3 separate regions of the Mus musculus genome follow, and all the other regions are linked to region 2. The links are chromatin loops, found by intact Hi-C in ENCODE. Cell type or tissue: left cerebral cortex. All regions are shown on one strand. Each heading gives the region's core, and the rest is flanking DNA. Links, peaks and the distances in the headings are about the cores only. Region 1 overlaps Kntc1 (kinetochore associated 1). Region 2 holds the start of Rsrc2 (arginine/serine-rich coiled-coil 2). Region 3 overlaps Kntc1 (kinetochore associated 1).

Evidence for each region. Hi-C counts contacts between places; a loop is a spot of excess contacts. Peaks named below come from ENCODE experiments on the same cell type or tissue, not always from the same donor. Only the 100,000 strongest peaks of a DNase experiment are listed, where the experiment ranks them.
Region 1: it touches region 2 in a loop (2.2-fold over the local background); 2 of 42 quality-filtered maps call a loop at or near these places.
Region 3: a loop joins it to region 2, with 2.0 times the contacts of the local background. A loop is called at or near these places in 3 of 42 quality-filtered maps.

Annotation. Positions count from the first base shown.
Region 1 is chr5:123,804,572-123,809,571 of GRCm38, reverse strand. Kntc1 (kinetochore associated 1) reads right to left here. Exons shown (of 64, transcript NM_001042421.1): 52 at 2,265-2,311; 53 at 459-537. Among named protein-coding and RNA genes, the nearest start is that of Kntc1, 57 kb to the right of the region's middle. In left cerebral cortex, for the core only: no CTCF peak of the experiment used is centred there; a DNase peak (open chromatin) is centred at 3,081; H3K27ac peaks cover 725 bases.
Region 2 is chr5:123,747,395-123,752,394 of GRCm38, reverse strand. It overlaps Rsrc2 (arginine/serine-rich coiled-coil 2), which reads left to right and starts at 2,981. Exons shown (of 10, transcript NM_001005525.2): 1 at 2,981-3,106. The coding sequence starts at 3,101. It overlaps Kntc1 (kinetochore associated 1), which reads right to left and starts at 2,669. Exons shown (of 64, transcript NM_001042421.1): 1 at 2,571-2,669. In left cerebral cortex, for the core only: a CTCF peak has its summit at 2,564; DNase peaks (open chromatin) are centred at 2,825 and 3,877; H3K4me3 peaks cover 2,612 bases; H3K27ac peaks cover 806 bases.
Region 3 is chr5:123,818,201-123,824,155 of GRCm38, reverse strand. It overlaps Kntc1 (kinetochore associated 1), which reads right to left. Exons shown (of 64, transcript NM_001042421.1): 61 at 5,616-5,705; 62 at 5,015-5,160; 63 at 4,196-4,286; 64 at 2,563-2,775. The coding sequence ends at 2,755. Among named protein-coding and RNA genes, the nearest start is that of Hcar2, 44 kb to the left of the region's middle. In left cerebral cortex, for the core only: CTCF peaks have their summits at 3,287 (motif pointing right), 4,102 (motif pointing left) and 4,916; DNase peaks (open chromatin) are centred at 1,184 and 4,698; H3K4me3 peaks cover 543 bases; H3K27ac peaks cover 713 bases.

The DNA.
Region 1 (5,000 bases), core at 1-5,000, 57 kb before region 2:
TACCAACAGAGTCGCTATAGGAAAATTCCTGAAGACTCATGAGTTTGTGTGTCCCCTCCCCGAGGCTGCAGTTTCACACGGGTAGAGAGGCTGGGGGGTGAGTAGGGCCGAAGCAGGTCACACAGGGTCACGAGGTTGGTAGAGCTTCTTCCCAGGGTCGGTTTGTATAGTGGCTTGGTATCAGGAGTGCTGACTGCTCAGGGAAGTTAATCACGATGAACAAAGTGCACCTTTGAGAGCTACCTCAGGTGCATCATGTGACCTGCCGAGCAGATGCTGCGGCCGGAGTGCTAACTGGAGCGTGGTATACTGAGAGATCCCGGAGTATGGGATAACATCACCCAGAACTGTGTTGGTGAGCGTGTCATCTGAATTGTGTTTATGAAGCCAGAAGTGAGAAATGCACACGGAGAAAATGCCAAGCAGAGATGGCCATAGGTTGAGTCTCTAGAGCTTACACTTGTAGCTGAAGTGGCAAATACAAACAGCATTCTCGAACAATAATCAACAGGACGAGCCTGGAGGAGATACACGACTCTGGAGGGGAAAAAAAAAGAAAGACATTTTTTTAAACTCAGAGATAGATTCCTAATACAATGGAGCTATGTTTCTGCCCACAGTAAATGACAACATCCTAGATGTCAGCCAGGAAGATACGGGCCATTGGCACTTTTGTTTTCCCTTTCAAAGGAGGTTTAGTCTCTCTTATTCTGAAATTTTGTTTATTTGATTTATGTGTATGCATGCTTTGCCTGCTTGTGTGACTGTATACCATATGTGTGCCTGGTGCTTGCAGAGGCCAGAAGAGAACAAGCGATCCCCTGGAACTGGAGTCACAGATGGTTGTGAGCTGCCTTTACAGCTAAAGAGGATAATGTGCAGATCAAATGCTGCCTTCCAGCGTTCTCCTCTGTACCATAGCCACTCAGCCTTCCAGTATTACTGATGAAACTGACACTGACCACAGCTTACAGCACAGTGAGTGTCACACACGGGAAAACCTGTTCTCCCGGGACCCAGGAGGACCTTGTAAGTGATTCCTTTTAGATTCTAGCCCTAGGCCTGGAAGGATTAGACAAGCTGGAGGAGACAGGGCCTTCAGATGGAAAAGACAGAAGTCCTGATGTCTCAGTGCTTTGGAGATGTCTTCTGTCACTGTCTGCATTGCTTGGAAGGCTCACCACATAACTGGCTCCGTTAAGTAGGCCAGGAACTGTATATGAGCTGGTATGGTGCACCTACCCTTAGAAGTCTAAGCAAGAAGCCTGCTGTAGTGGCCTTTAATGCCTTTAATCTCAGGGCCCAGGAGGCAGGGGCAGGGGCAGGAGGGTCTCTGTCCTAGGACAGCCAGGCCTACAAAAAGAAACCCTATCTGGAGGGCTGGGAGGGAAGCCTGGCTTGGTACTGCTTGGCTGTCATCTCAGCACTGGGGAGGCTGGGGCAGAGATTCCCAAGTTTTAGATCAGTATAACTACCTATGTTGAGCCTGGAAGCATTTATGAACCCCAAGAGACCACCAAGGAGATGACTCCGATGTAGGTTCTGCCTGTCACGGACACAGTTAGACCCTTACAAAAAGCAAATAAAAGTAACAACCCCCCCCCCCTCAAACATCCACCTTTTCTAAACAGCAGTGTGAGGTGGGCCACAGGGAAGGAGGGCGGAGACTACGAAGGTAGCCAGCTCTGTTCAAAACTAGGAACAATTATTTTCTTGTTCTGGGCTTTGCAAGTCTGTCTTCACTATTTGATTTCCAGGGGAGAGGAAGCTGCGGGGCTCCCCAGGCTGCTCAGCTGCTGGTGGTCTCGGTGAGGATTAGTTAAGAGCTGGCAGCTTACCACCATGCGCTCTTCCCATGCTGGAATCAAGTACTGGTGATGGGTGGTTACCACATCCCTTCTGATTCAAGCCTAGATAGTCTTCTCAATAGAACAAGCCAAGAGCACTCAGACTCCGCACATCGAATGGCAAGCACTCAACTCCGGAGACCGGGGTCTCAGACAAAGGATTCAGTGTCTTATATCTGAGCCAGGCATTTTCTAGAATTCCAGAGCACACAGGGCCCGGGGCAAAGGTTCTGGCTGACAGAAGAGTCTCCCCTTGCCTGGCACTGCATAAGTCTGAGAACCCTCGCAGGGGTTCAAACCCACAGTCTTGGCTATGGCTCCCCTCCCTGCCCTGATTCTTCTCGGAGCCACATCACATCAGTGTCCCCATAAGGTCCCTGCTGGGTGTCAAGGCCAGTACAATGAAAGAATTCATACCTATGCAGCACTTCATCCTCTTCCAGCTCAAAGAACTCCGATGCTTTCTTCGAGAACAGAGAAGGATACAGGTTAAAAACTGAAGGTTGTGACCACACAAACTGTCATCTTAGTGTAATACATCAGACCAAAAACCCAAATACAAAACTATGTTCATGGGACTGGAGGTCTGGCTCAGTAGCTAAGAGCACTCGTTGCTCTTGCAGAAGCCTTGAGTCTGATTCCAAACACTCACATGGTGGCTCACAATCTTCTCTAACTCTAGTTCCAGGGCACCGAATACCTTTTTTTTTTTTTAACCTTAGGCAGGCATCAGGCATGCATGTGGCATATGTACATGCATGCAAGCAAAATACTCACATATACAATATAATAAAATGATTTAAAAACAAAAAGCAAACTATGTTTATGTGGACAACACATTGCAGTAAATTACTCGGTGATGTCTTCTGCTTGACAAGGGGGTCCTTTCTCACTCACTCACACAGAAATATGTTCTGAGTACCTCTGAGTACATGCATGGCCTAAGAAGACAAAACAAACATCTGGGTGCTTGTGGAGCTTACATTTGTTGGGTAAATTTTAAAAGGAACGGAGCCTGGCCTGGTGGCGCACACCTTTGATCCTAGTCCGTCTTACTATGTAGCCTTGGCCGGCTCCGGCCGTGCCTCAGCCTCCCAGGTGCCCAGGATCTCAGCATGCCAGCCAAGTGTTCTGTCACTGAGCCACCCCAGAGAGTTTAAATGAGCCATTTGTCATCGGGACTCAGAAAGCACTGTGCCAGGCTTGATGGGAGGCATAGTTCTCAGTTGCCAGGTTCTCTGAGCTGACTACTCTGAGCTTCTGTGAGCTTGGAACACAGAAATGCTCGATTTAGACACACGCTTACATTCTGTTCCCACTGAAGCAGTCACTGCTCTTGGTAGAACGGGGCTAGCGCTGGATCTCAGGCAGGGAGTGTTTGCACAGTAGAATGGACCACTGGGTTCAAACTGCAGCGTAGCACAGACCAGGTGTGGTAGCACACACCCCAGACCACTTGGGAGGTACTATATGTTCTAGGTCATCCTCAGCTACATGGTGAACAGGAGTCTAGCCTGGGGTACTCAAAAATCTATTGTCAAAACAGCAGCAGCACATTTTGGCATGAAATGGAAAATTAATATAAAATAAAAGCTACTAAGTAAAATCCAACAGGGCTGCTGGGTTGACTCCCAAGTAAAGGCACTTGCTGCCAAGTCTGAAGACCCAAGTCCACTCCCCAGAACCTACATGGTAGGAGAGAGCCAATTCCCTCAGGCAATTTGGATGTAATTAAAAAAATAAGTTAAATGCCAAGGGCTGGGGATACGATTTAGTGGTAGAGTACAGGCTTAGCATTCAATGACTACAGTATTCAGCAGGCAAATCAATCAGTCAGGACAATAAAACAAAACCAAATAAAAGCTGGCTGCCAACTACAGCTAACCTCAGCTACCTGGGCGGCTGCAGCGGAACTACGTTTGACTGGGAATTGAAACAAGTTTGGGTAGCATATTAGCACCCTAAATCGAACAAACTCACTAAATATAAGTACTTAATTTCATAGTGGTTATACCATTTTTTTACAAATACATTTCAAGAATATTATCTTCCTACATAAGAACAGAATTGTAGGCTTTACTTATTAAATTCTACCTGAAAATTCAGAGAAACTATTGAAAAATCTGGATTGAGATTGCTAGCTCCTTCCACAAATGTGAAATTCGCTATTTCTAAAAACATCAACATCATGTGGCAGAAGAACACATCACCTACACAAATCACCTACTCATCACCTATACATCACCTACTCATCACCTATACATCACCTGCTCATCACCTATACATCACCTGCTCATCATCTATACATCACCTAAAGATCACCTACTCATCACCTATATACATCACCTACTCATCACCTATACATCACCTATACAGCATGACTAAAGCCCATAACCTCTGTTAAATCACAGAAGAATATGAGCAAAGCAAAAATGACATTTTCTAAAAGCCATCAGCCCACACCCTCCAAACTGTTAATGTGCCACCATGACTAAAACGTGTTTAAAAAATCCTCAGCGGTTAACACAGAGGGGTGGGTAGATAAGATAAAGAATGATTTTGTAGAGACTTTATACTGTATTCTCAAAAGTATTTCCCCTAGTAACTACAGAAGGAAGAACTGTATCTATTAGAAGAAGGAACAACTATACCAAGATATGTATCTAAATCAATATAACCTGTAAAGATAGAACTAACTCGATAGAGTTGTCCCTTGACCTCTGTACACACACACACACCCCAAGGAAATTAATACTACCCATAAAGGTTAAACAGATTATCCTATTCTTCCAAATATCATATCCTAATATCATTTATGCAGCATGAGACTCGATTTCTATGATTATTTCGAGACAAGGTTTTGCTATGCAGAGCATGCTGGCCTCTAGCTCATAGAAGTCAGCCTGCCTTTGCCTGCTGGGTGCCGAGGTTGAAAGCATGCATGAGGATCCCTGGCTAAAAATCAGATTCTATCCTAGGAAAATATTAGGTAGACCAAAACAGAAGGACAGTTTAGAAAAAAACAACCAGCCAACACTCCCAGTATCACCGGGTATGGTCATGGGCTTGGTGGTGTACACCTTTAATCCCAGCACTCGGCAGGCAGAGGCAGGAGGATCTGTGTGACTGCAAGGCCAGCCTGTCTAAATAGTG
Region 2 (5,000 bases), core at 1-5,000:
AAATTGTCCTTCTGACTCCATAGGTACAGGCACCTAAATACACACAGACACAAATAAAAGTAAAATCTTCCTTTGAAAACCAGCCTGTGAGAGGAGCTGAGGATGCAGCTCAGTGGAAGTATGACCTCCCCACACTAGACATCATTTGAGTTTTACCAACAAAAAAAAGGTGGAGGCAGGATGATCAGAAGGTTAAAGGCTGGCCTTACAACACAATGAGTTCTAAACCAGCCTGCGATAGAAGAGAACCTTTTTAAAAGGAGATGCTGCACGTGGAGGTGCTGGTCTTTAATCCCAGCGAGTGGGGCAGGGACGCAGGTGGGTCTCGGTGAGTTTAAGGCCAAGCTGCTGTATATGGTGTAGGCTAGCCAAAGCTGCATAGTGGAGAAATTCTGTCTCAAAACACAGCAAACAAAGTGAAGAGGAATGTACTTGTCTAGCACACATGTTCATCTCTAAGACATTATAAACACTGCACAGTATCGCAAGCCTGTGATTCCAACACGCAGGAGACAGAGACAGGAGGCCTACAAGTTCAAGAACACTACAGTGTACGAAAGAACAGTTTTTGGCTTTTGGCTCTTTAAACATTGAGCCTTGATCAGAGAACTTGGTCTTGGCTAATTTATTTCTCTCACAACCTTCCCATCCGTCCCGAGCTTTCCTTTCAGGAACCCAGTAACCCAGGCTGCTGGTGGCTACAATTTTCTAATTTTTTTTTAATGTGCATTGATGTTTTGCCTGCATGCATGTCTGTGTGAGGGCATCAGATACCCTGGAACTAGAGTCACAGACAGTTGTGAGCCACCCCATGGGCACTGGGAATTGAACCCTCGTCCGCTGGAAGAGCAGACAGTGCTCTTAACCGCTGAGCTATCTCTCCAGCCCCAATTTTAATCTTTAAAATAGTAATATAGGGCTGGCAAGATGGTTGTTATAAGGGTGAAGTTTGATGCCAAACCTGACTGGCAATATGAATTCCATTAAGAATCCACATGGTTGGCGGGTGTGGTGGTGCACACCTTTAAATCCCAGCACTCAGTAGGCAGAGGCTGACAAATCTCTGTGAGTTTGAAGCCAGCCTGGTCTACAAAGCTAAGGCTATATAAAGAAACTCAAGACACAAAATTTAAAAATTAAAAAAAGAAGCAACAAAGTTGAAGAACGAACTGCATGAATGTTATCCTCTGACCTATGAATGTACACACACAATAAATGTAAAGAAAATATACGTATACATGTAGGAGCATAATGTAGACAGGCATCGTGGCAAACACCCATAATCTCAGCATGCCAAAGGCGAAGACAGAAGAATAATTTCAAATTTGGGGAACCTTGGTCTGGTCCAAGCTTGTATTGCAAGATCCTGTCCACACACACAGAGTGGGAGGGGAATGTTGGAGTTAGCTAAAACTAAGGCTGTTTTGAAGGAGTTTTGTGTGTGTGTGTGTAGCCTAGAACTCACTGTATGGACCAGGCTGACCACAAACTCAGATATCCTTTTGCCTCTGCCACCTGAGTGCTGGGATTAAAGGTATGCGACATCTCTGCCTGGCTTGAAGGGTTGTTTGTTTGTTTGTTTTGTTTTGAATAACTTTTTCTTTTGAGTCAGCCTCTCACTGTGTAACTAAAGGTCTTGATCCTAACTTGAACTCAGGATCGTCCTACCTCAGCTCTAGACTCCTGGGATTTCAGTCAAGAGCTATCACGTCCTGCTTGTTCTGGGTTTTGATGGTTCCTGGGACTCTATTTGAATTGTCTGATAATATGCTATCTGGAAGCAGATAACATTTGGGCTAGGAATGTAATGAATAAAGGAAAAGAGCTCCTGCTAAGAACATAACACGACTTTAAATCCCAGCACTCAGGAGGCAGAGGCAGGTGGATCTCTGAGTTCTGAGCCAGACTGGCCTTTAACCTAGTACTTGGGAGGCAAAGACAGGACAAAGCTCTGTGAGTCTGGACTCAGACCACAGGCTAGACCAGTTATTCAGCACTCTACCAACTGACTTAACATTCCCAACCCTGAGGTTTATAGTCTTGAGGGAACAACAACGACAAAATGGTTGAACACTGTGTCAAGTATTTGGGTTTTTTTGGTTTTGGTTTTTTTTTTTTTTTTTTTTTTTTCCTTCGAGACAGGGTTTCTCTATGTAGCCCTGGCTGTCCTGGAACTCACTCTGTAGACCAGGCTGGCCTCGAACTCAGAAATCCGCCTGCCTCTGCCTCCGGAATGCTGGGCTGGGATTAAAGGCGTGCGCCACCACTGCCCCGTTTAAGACTACACTTTCTTCTGGTGAAAGAGAGCAAACAGGTGATAAACAGATTTTGACATCACCGAGTGCGGAAAAAAAACAGACGAGCCAATACAAGGTCATGAATCAGATGAAACACTATCGATGAAGCTATATCCACGAAAACTCAGACGGCCTGCCATCTAGAATCCTCTCTAATTTTTTTCTCCCGCCATCATCTAGAGATCGATAAAACCCAGAGACGGACTGAAGCCCCCTGCTGGTTCCACCTAACACTCCTCCCGCTCCCATCGAGCCGCAAGGCTGACGTCTCACCTGCAGCAGCTGACGAAATTAAAAAGAGAATTCTCAAGTGTCTCACACTTCTTCCCGACGGACACAACCGCCCCTACTCATTTTACCTTCCCTGCCACTGATTTGAATTGGCGGGAGAATACCGTGCTCAACCCCTTTTACGGAGGCCGGAGCAGGCCAAACTTGGCTCAAAATTGAGCGCGGAAACCGCCCCGCCCTAAACTAAATTGAATTCCCGATACCGAGCATCCATTCTGGGAGGTATCCTTGGCCCCACCCACTTCGTAGGCTTCACGCCACGCCCTTCGAGAGACTAACCAATCACCGCCTCGAACCGCGTTGTTATAGAAACTCTTATCGCCACCCACTTTTTCTCCCAGCAAGCTGCGCGCCTGGCCCGGCCTCATCCCCTTTTTTTTTTTTTTTTTTTCTTGTGCCATCCGGGTCTCTCGCGCAAGAGATTCAGTCTGTGGCGAAGCTTCGAGGCGGCCAGTACTGTTGAGTGCGGGCAAGCAGAGGCGCCGCCTTAGCGGCCGGGACTCAAAAAAATAATGGCGGTAGGTACTAAGTGGAGCTCGAAGGCCAGGCTGGGTTTTTTGTTTGTTTGTTTCTTTAACACAGAGTGGGCGACCAGCTCATCAGGGCTGTTGTCCGTGCCTGTGTGTGGACAAGATGGCGCCGCGGCCGCTCGCTGCGCTCGCCATCATGGCTTCCTGCTGCAGGGAGGGGGAGGTAAGGCCGTCTGGCTGGGGGTGGGGAGCCGCAGGGAATGGCTTGGTTTTTTCTTTCCCTCTCCAGAACTTTCCTCATCATTTTCCCTGACCCAGTATTTCTCCAGAAGCCCACCGAACTGTGGGGTTTAGCTCTTTGACCCAGACTGGTGTTAGGCTTTGCGTTTCCTAAGGCTTCTGCGTTCATGCTTGGCGCTTTATCGCATTTGACCGGAAAGGAAAAAAAGACCAGAAGTATCCTCTGGGACGCATCGGGTCAAAAGGCAGGCTCCTTAAGGCGCAGTGTAGGAGGACACAGTCTTTTTATTTGTTTGTTTATTTATCTTTGAGCGATCCCTCAGTGATAGGGCTACTTCTAGTTTTGCGAACCTTATTGGTTGAAACTGGGATTCACTTAAAGAGGGGAAAAAAAAGTCTATCTAGTTCCAGTCCCTTATGTTTTAAAGCGATTTATGAGGTTTTTTTTTGGGGGGGGTTGGTTTTTTTTTGTTTTTTGGGGTTTTTATTTTTGAGGCATGGTTTCTCTGTAGCCCTGGCTGTCCTGAAACTCGCTCTGTAGGCCATGCTGCCCCCGAACTCCGAAACCTTTGAGAACCGCAGCATTGTTTAAGACCCCCTTCCTGAACCAAATGGAAGCCGTATCTAAGAGACCTGAACAGGAAGCCTGCCCTGGATATATACTATGCTCATTGCTAATGAATCATATTAGCCTGTGATAATTTGTTTCTGGTTTTCGAAAGAAAATATTCTTGTAAGCATTCTGTATTTCCTTTTACTGACAGGTTTTAACTTCATATTGCAAATAAGGCTTACTTTTCCTGATAGTTGGAGTATTTGAAATTAGAATGGTACAGGTAGTTTTTCTGCATCTCACTACCCTCTTTCTAGATGAATTTAGAATGATTTTTTTTTTTTTGACTTTTCAAAGAGTAGGCAAGCTTTTTTAAATTGTGGGATTAGTGTCTTGGGCCTCTTAGTATACTTCAAGAATGGTATTATTTGCCGGGTGTGGTGGCGTACGCCTTTAATCCCAGCACTTGGGAGGCAGAGACAGGTGAATTTCTGAGTTCGAGGCCAGCCTGGTCTACAGAGTGAGTTCCAGGACAGCCAGGGCTACACAGAGAAACCCTGTCTCGAAAAACCAAAAAAAAAAAAGAAAAAAAAAGAATGGTATTATTTTCCTTGTGTTCCATTATTTTAAGTGAGATAAATTCAGTTATTGGCTTTCTGCAGTGTCGTCCACTGTAAACGTAATCCTCCAGAGAGCTGGCCTAGTATCAAATCCTCTGCTAAAGGGATTTGTATGCTGTGCTTCAGCTGTTGTCTAGGGTTTTCACGATTTAAATGTGGAAAACGGGTGGCTTATAGACCCAGTGACTGAACATTGCAGTTTGCAGGCAGTGTTTCTATGGATTTCTACTAAACTGAAGTAAAACTGACTAATTGATATTTTGGCTCTCAGTCTCCGGGGGATGGGGAGGACGCCTATTATTTCATGGGTTTAATGATGAAGTGGGTTTTATTCTGTAGTGTGTTTTGTATGTGAAATGACTGCTCATAACCTGTGTCACACAGTGGTTCCTCTTGTTACCAGGCTTCTGAGCATGCTACAGAATAAGCGTTATTGGACTAAACCTCTTTTTCTGTAGTTTTCAGTTCTCATATTGGTTTTCAGAAAAAGGGTTCCTAGTGAGAGGCTGTAACAGGAGATTGAAAAGTT
Region 3 (5,955 bases), core at 956-5,955, 71 kb before region 2:
TCTCATTACAGGGCTATGTTCTTGGAGGCATAACACACACACACACACTTAAAATATCCTTCTGCTTCTATCTCCCAGATATTTGGACTAAGGGCATGAGCCCCATGCTCAGCTAAAAACAATGCTCATCTTACTTTCTAGATAGCCTCATGTATCCTAGAACTCCTAACTAATGTAGTCACAGATGAGCCTGAATTTCTCTCCTATCCTGTGGGTCCTGGGGGTTAAAGTCAGGTCACCAGGTTTGGTGGCAGCTGCCTTTATCTGCTTAGCAAACTCACCAGCTCTGTCCTAATGTTTTAAAAAGTAACTTTACCATGGGTATGGGAGGCAGAGGCAGGAAAGTTGAAGCCATATTGAGTTACACAGCCAGGTAACGTGACTAAAGACAAGAAAAAAAAAAAAAGTCCATTTTTTAAAAATAGCTTTACTGGCCAGGTTTGGTGGGGTGCCGCCTTCATTCCCAGCATTTCGGAGACAGAGGCAAGTGGATCTTTGTATGATTGCAACACGGTCTAAACAATGAGTTCCTGGCAACCAGGGCTACACAGCAACACTCTCACCAGCCCACTGTTATATAACTCTTTAAGGTTATTTTTCTGAATACATTTTTCAGATACTTTTAAGAAGTCTTTTATTTATCCTGAAAGTCATCACTATGTTGCTTTGAATCACAGACCTCAGATCCCCAGAGGGGACAGCCACTTCAGGAATGACTCTGGGCACTGGTCCACGTGTAAGTGGGTAGCAACCCACATGCAAGCAGTTGCATCTTGAAAAGGATGACAGGCGCTGGAGACACCATAGGGCCAGAATGGACAAGTGCATATCATATCATATCATATCATATCATAGGCAGTCTCCTATGTCAGGAAGCTTGACCCCAACCTCTAGATAGCCAGGCATCTATATGGACACCACCTTCCCAGGCAGTGGTACAGACCCTCATCTGGAAGTGCTCAATCGCTGAGCCGTCTCTCCAGCCCATGCCTGGCACTCCTTTTGCTCCTTTAACACCTTGTAGGAAATCCCTGGCATTCAACCCTTTTCCTGCCTAGCACATCGTTGTCTTCCATCTTTGTATGGCAATTGATTGTGGTGAGAATTCCGGTGTCTGTTGTGTGAATGTGTTTTTGTTTTAATCCCAGGTGTGGGGGTGCAAGTGCTTCACAGCAGGTGATTATGATGTGCCTCACGCACTAGCAGGGGCGTGATCTTTGCCAGCTGCAGATGGTTGCTGTTGCTGTGGTTTGCCGAGGGGTAATGAGCAAAGAGAAACCATGGCAACATAGATTGGACTTGCCCCAAGGAACTCAACGCCCCTAATCAGCAGACGTAGTCTAAAGAGGTCTTTGCCCCATTTCCCCTCTAACCTTCCTTCCTACCTAGTGTTGGGGGTTGGAAGGTATCAGGGTGGAATGAAGGTTGGAAAGGAGGGTGAGAGGTATAAGAACATAATAAAAATAGCTCAACAAATAGCGCTGACAACCGCATGCGCATGTTCCTGTGTGTGTGTGCGCACAAAGACTTGTATGACAGCTTGGCCTGGGGTATCCGTATTCAATTGTTCTCCATCTAAGATTTTGGCACAGTACCCCTCCCTCGCTGAGCCTGGAGCATGTCATTTCCTAGGATGGCTGACTAGGAATCCCCAGGGATCCTTCTGTAACGAGCACAAGCCACCGTGCTGGGATCTGAATTAAGTCCCTTGTGCTTGCATGGAGAGGATTTTACCAAGGGAGCCATCACCCCAAACGAAGGCAGGATTTTTACACATGGAGGAGATAGGAAGTTAAATATAGGGTTATTTTTTAAAAGGGAAAGGGAGATTATTTTTATTTTAACTGTACTAGTGTTTTGCCTGCATGTGTATGTATGTGTGTGTGTGTGTGTGTGTGTGTGTATGAACCATGTACATGCGTGGTGCCCACGGAGACAGAAGAGAACACCAGCATTGTAAGAACTGAATTTTTACCATCATGAGCTCCCATATGGGTGCTGGGAACTGAGCTAAGGTCTTCTGGAAGCCTTTGGTGTTTTTGTTTTTTTTTTAAAATTATTTCTTTATTTTATGTTTATGAGTACACTGCCACTGTCTTCTGACACACCTGAAGAGGGCAACAGATCCCATTACAGATGGTTGTGAGCCACCATGTGGTTCCTGGGAATTGAACTCAGGACCAGTTCAGCGCTCTTAACCACTGAGCCATCTCTCCAGCCCTGCCTTCTGTGTTCTTAACTGCTGGAGATTCCTCTCTGGCCCCTGAAAGTGAACTATTTTTACATTTTGTTTCCTTCATGTATAGTGCAAAAACCCCCTGAGACTACAAATTACACGAGGGGGCAGGCCGTGGTGGTGCCTGCTTTTAATCCCAGCACCTGGAGGAAGAGACAGGGAGATGTTTGAGTGTAAGGCCAGCCAGCTCTACAGAGAAAGTTCCAGGACAGCCAGGGCTACACAAAGAATTCTATCTCAAAACAACCAACCAAAAAACCCTTGCACCCCTAACATCACCCAAAACTTCAAAACAAAACCCCTACAAATGACACAAGAAACCAACATCAAAGCTATGTGCACATAGTTTATTGATTCATCATATGAGACATTCAAGTTAGTTAGGTCAATATTGAATGTCTTATTTATTCCTTACAGGATAATGAAATAGAGATTGCACAATTTATAAGCTGCAATAAATAAGATTAATTAGCGGCAGACTCCAGACTTCCTCTTGTTTTGAAAACTTGTTTGTTTTACTATGATCCACCAAGAAATGTCTAAATGGGAGAAAAACAGAAGCATAACTCATGAGCGTCAGCTCCATTGTCACCATCGTTACAGTTATAGTGTGTGTGTGTGTGTGTGTGTGTGTGTGAGAGAGAGAGAGAGTGAGAGAGAGAGAGAGAGAGAGAGAGAGCGAGCGCACGGGAGCCGGAGGACAGCCTTGTGGTCAGCTCTCCCCTTCCACCCATGGCTCTTGGGAATCAAACTCACATACGCAGGCCTGGCAGCAGCTGCTCCTCCCTGCTAAGCCCTCTTCCCAGCCCCGCTTCAGTTGTAAAAGAGGAGATTGTTAGATAAGCTACAGAGCACAGGGCTCAGTCACAGGGTTAGAACACACATACACAAGCACCCAGAATGTGACAGGTACAACTAGAGAGAAACAAACTTTACTACTGGTTACAAAGTTGTCTCAAGACTATTTTGTAAAGTCAATAGTGTGTTGTCATGGTGTCAGCATGGGCATCATCAATCTCCACCTGGTGGCACTACTCAACAGTGTCCGAAAGTCCCTTTGCTGGCACCTTAGGAGATGGTGCCATCTAGAGCTGGGCTGGGTTAGAGGACTCTCGGCTTGCTAAAGGCTGTGCCTAGACAGGAGTTTCCCACCCCTGACCAGCAGCTTGGTGACATCAGTCACATTGCCTTGTCACAGGCTGAGGAGCCAGTGGCCCTGGCCTGCAGTCTTGGAAACAAGCCTTTGCTCCTTAGGATTTGTCACTACAGTGTCTGACCAACACAGTCACAGAACACAGCCAACTGCCATGAACACAGCTCATTCTTTATGGTCGGTAACTAAATACAGGTGCACTGTAGCATGCCAAGAGGCCCTGGGGTTCCAGTCACAGCTGGGCCATTAGGCAGCAAATGACTCAGGCAGGTCACTTAGCCTGTGGGCTTTAGTGACATCATGGCGGCTCTAATATCCCAGTACAGCTGATTCACTTCTCATGCTTATGGGGGTGCTGGTGTCAGCGAACCAAAGGGAACACAGAAAACTATGTGCACATAGTAGTTGATAACGACGTTGGCCGTGGTGGTGCTCGCCTTTAATCCCAGTACTCAGGAGGCGGAGGCATGAGGATCTCAGTGAGTTCTAGGCCTGCTTGGACCACATAGTGAGCTCATGACAGCCAGAGCGACATGTAAGACCAGGTCTTACATGTAAAAAGAAAACAAACCAGGGCTGGAGAGATGGCTCAGCCGTTAAGAGCACTGACTGCTCTTCTGGAGGTCCTGAGTTCAATTCCCAGCAACCAAATGGTAGCTCACAACCATCTGTAAAGGGATCCGATGCCCTCTTCTGGTGTGTCTGTAAACATCTACAGTGTATGTATGTATGTATATATATAAAAAATAAACAAATGTATCTAAATGGTCTCAGGTGGGACGTGAGGCAGTTATCAGCTGGCTTACCTGCAGGATCTCACAGGGAGCTGCATCTGCTGGCACAGGCTTCCCACAATGCTTTGAATACTCATTTATCAACGCTGATGCTTCATCTACACTGTGGAACCACAAAGAACAAGGCAGGCGTGAGGAGACTGGCCAGAGCTTCCTGTGGGGATGACTGTTGACAATGTAGACCGATGTCCAGGTACACAAGCAGAATTCTTCTCCACGTAGATATGGTCTAGTGTACGAATCAACTGTAGCTCAAACTGTCACTCCCTCACAGAGGACAACGTACTCATGGGTTTGAGGATGAACTAACAGCTAGAATCGTGGTGTGTGAAGGGGACAGGGCACCCCAGAGTGACCACCCGGACGACAGAGCCGTGGCCACTGCCTCTGACTACACGTTCCCTTCCCGTGTCGGCTGGTACTCTCCTCCTTTTTCCTTCCCATATGCAGTCGTGGCTCCAGCCCAGGCAGCTCACTGTTCCTTCCCTTGTGGGTGTGGAGAGTGAGCTAGCCAAGCTTAGCAAGAGCCACGTGTTATGTAACTCCAGCAAGCAGTGCTCCAAGCACGCGTCTAAGGAATCAAGTTGTAATTTAGGGTTCAGAGCGGGACTAGGAAGACACCTATTTTGAGGATCCAGGCAACTCCTTTAATTACTGGATGACGGATTCGTGTTCCAAGGTTCCAAGCTGCAGGAGCCTGAACTCCAGGGAATGTGTAGGAACGCTACGGCTCAATAGGCGGCTACGGCCAAACAGCTTTATAGCGGCCATCTTTCTGCAGAATCAAGATCCGTTTTAAGAAGTTCTACAGTAAACTGATCATTAACTTACCTGAAGTCATTTGCCAAATAGTTTACCAATTCAGTGACGTTGCCGGTGTTTATCACGTGGCATTTCAACAACTGAAAATACTTTGTCTTTGCCAAAATCCCAAATTCCTTCTTATTTACAACATGATTCAGAACCAGACTTCCAATCTATGGGATGACAGTTATCATCATATTAAAATATGTTTAATTGTAAGCCCTTTGCCGAAACAGGTTTCCGGCAGTCAGAAACTGAATAACTAGAGCGCTGGGACTAAGCCTCTGGGAGAAAGGGCGTAGCCTAGCAGCACACAAACAGAAACCGACGGTTGTGCACCCAGGTTCTATTTTTAATGGGGAAGAAGATTTAATTGCCGATATTTATGGGCACAATTCTCCAGTGGGCACAACAGTAAACAAGCCAGCCAGGGCACCTGTCGTTTCTATCTTCACGTGATGCTGGGGACCGGATCCAGGTTCTTGAGTACGTTAGGGGAGCGCTTTACCCCTAAGTCACATCCCCAGCCAGTGCCTGACGCTTTTGATTAAGAGTGAAAGACTATTTGGGGGATAAGAATCACCTTCTATGATCAGACAGAGCAAAAATGAAGGGGAATTGTCCTTACCTGATGTGAAAACCCTGCTAGCTGGCCAGTGTTCATATGTTCTTCTATCTGCTGTAAAATGATCCGAGCATCACAGGAATTCAGAAAATTCTAAAAAAAAAATTAAAACGTACTTTAAAAAGCGTTATAGTAATGCTGTGCTGTTAAGTCTGGGAGGCTTTTAAATTCTTTAAGATTTTTAAATTTGGGAGCTGGGCACTTGGTAGAGTGTCCGCCCAGCACGCACCGAGCCCCATGTTCTGGCTTCAGACTTAAGAAACTGAGCACAGTGAAGGGTACCTGTAGTCACAGCACTCACCAGGGGGAAGGCTGTCCTTGGCTACACAGTGAATTTGAGGCC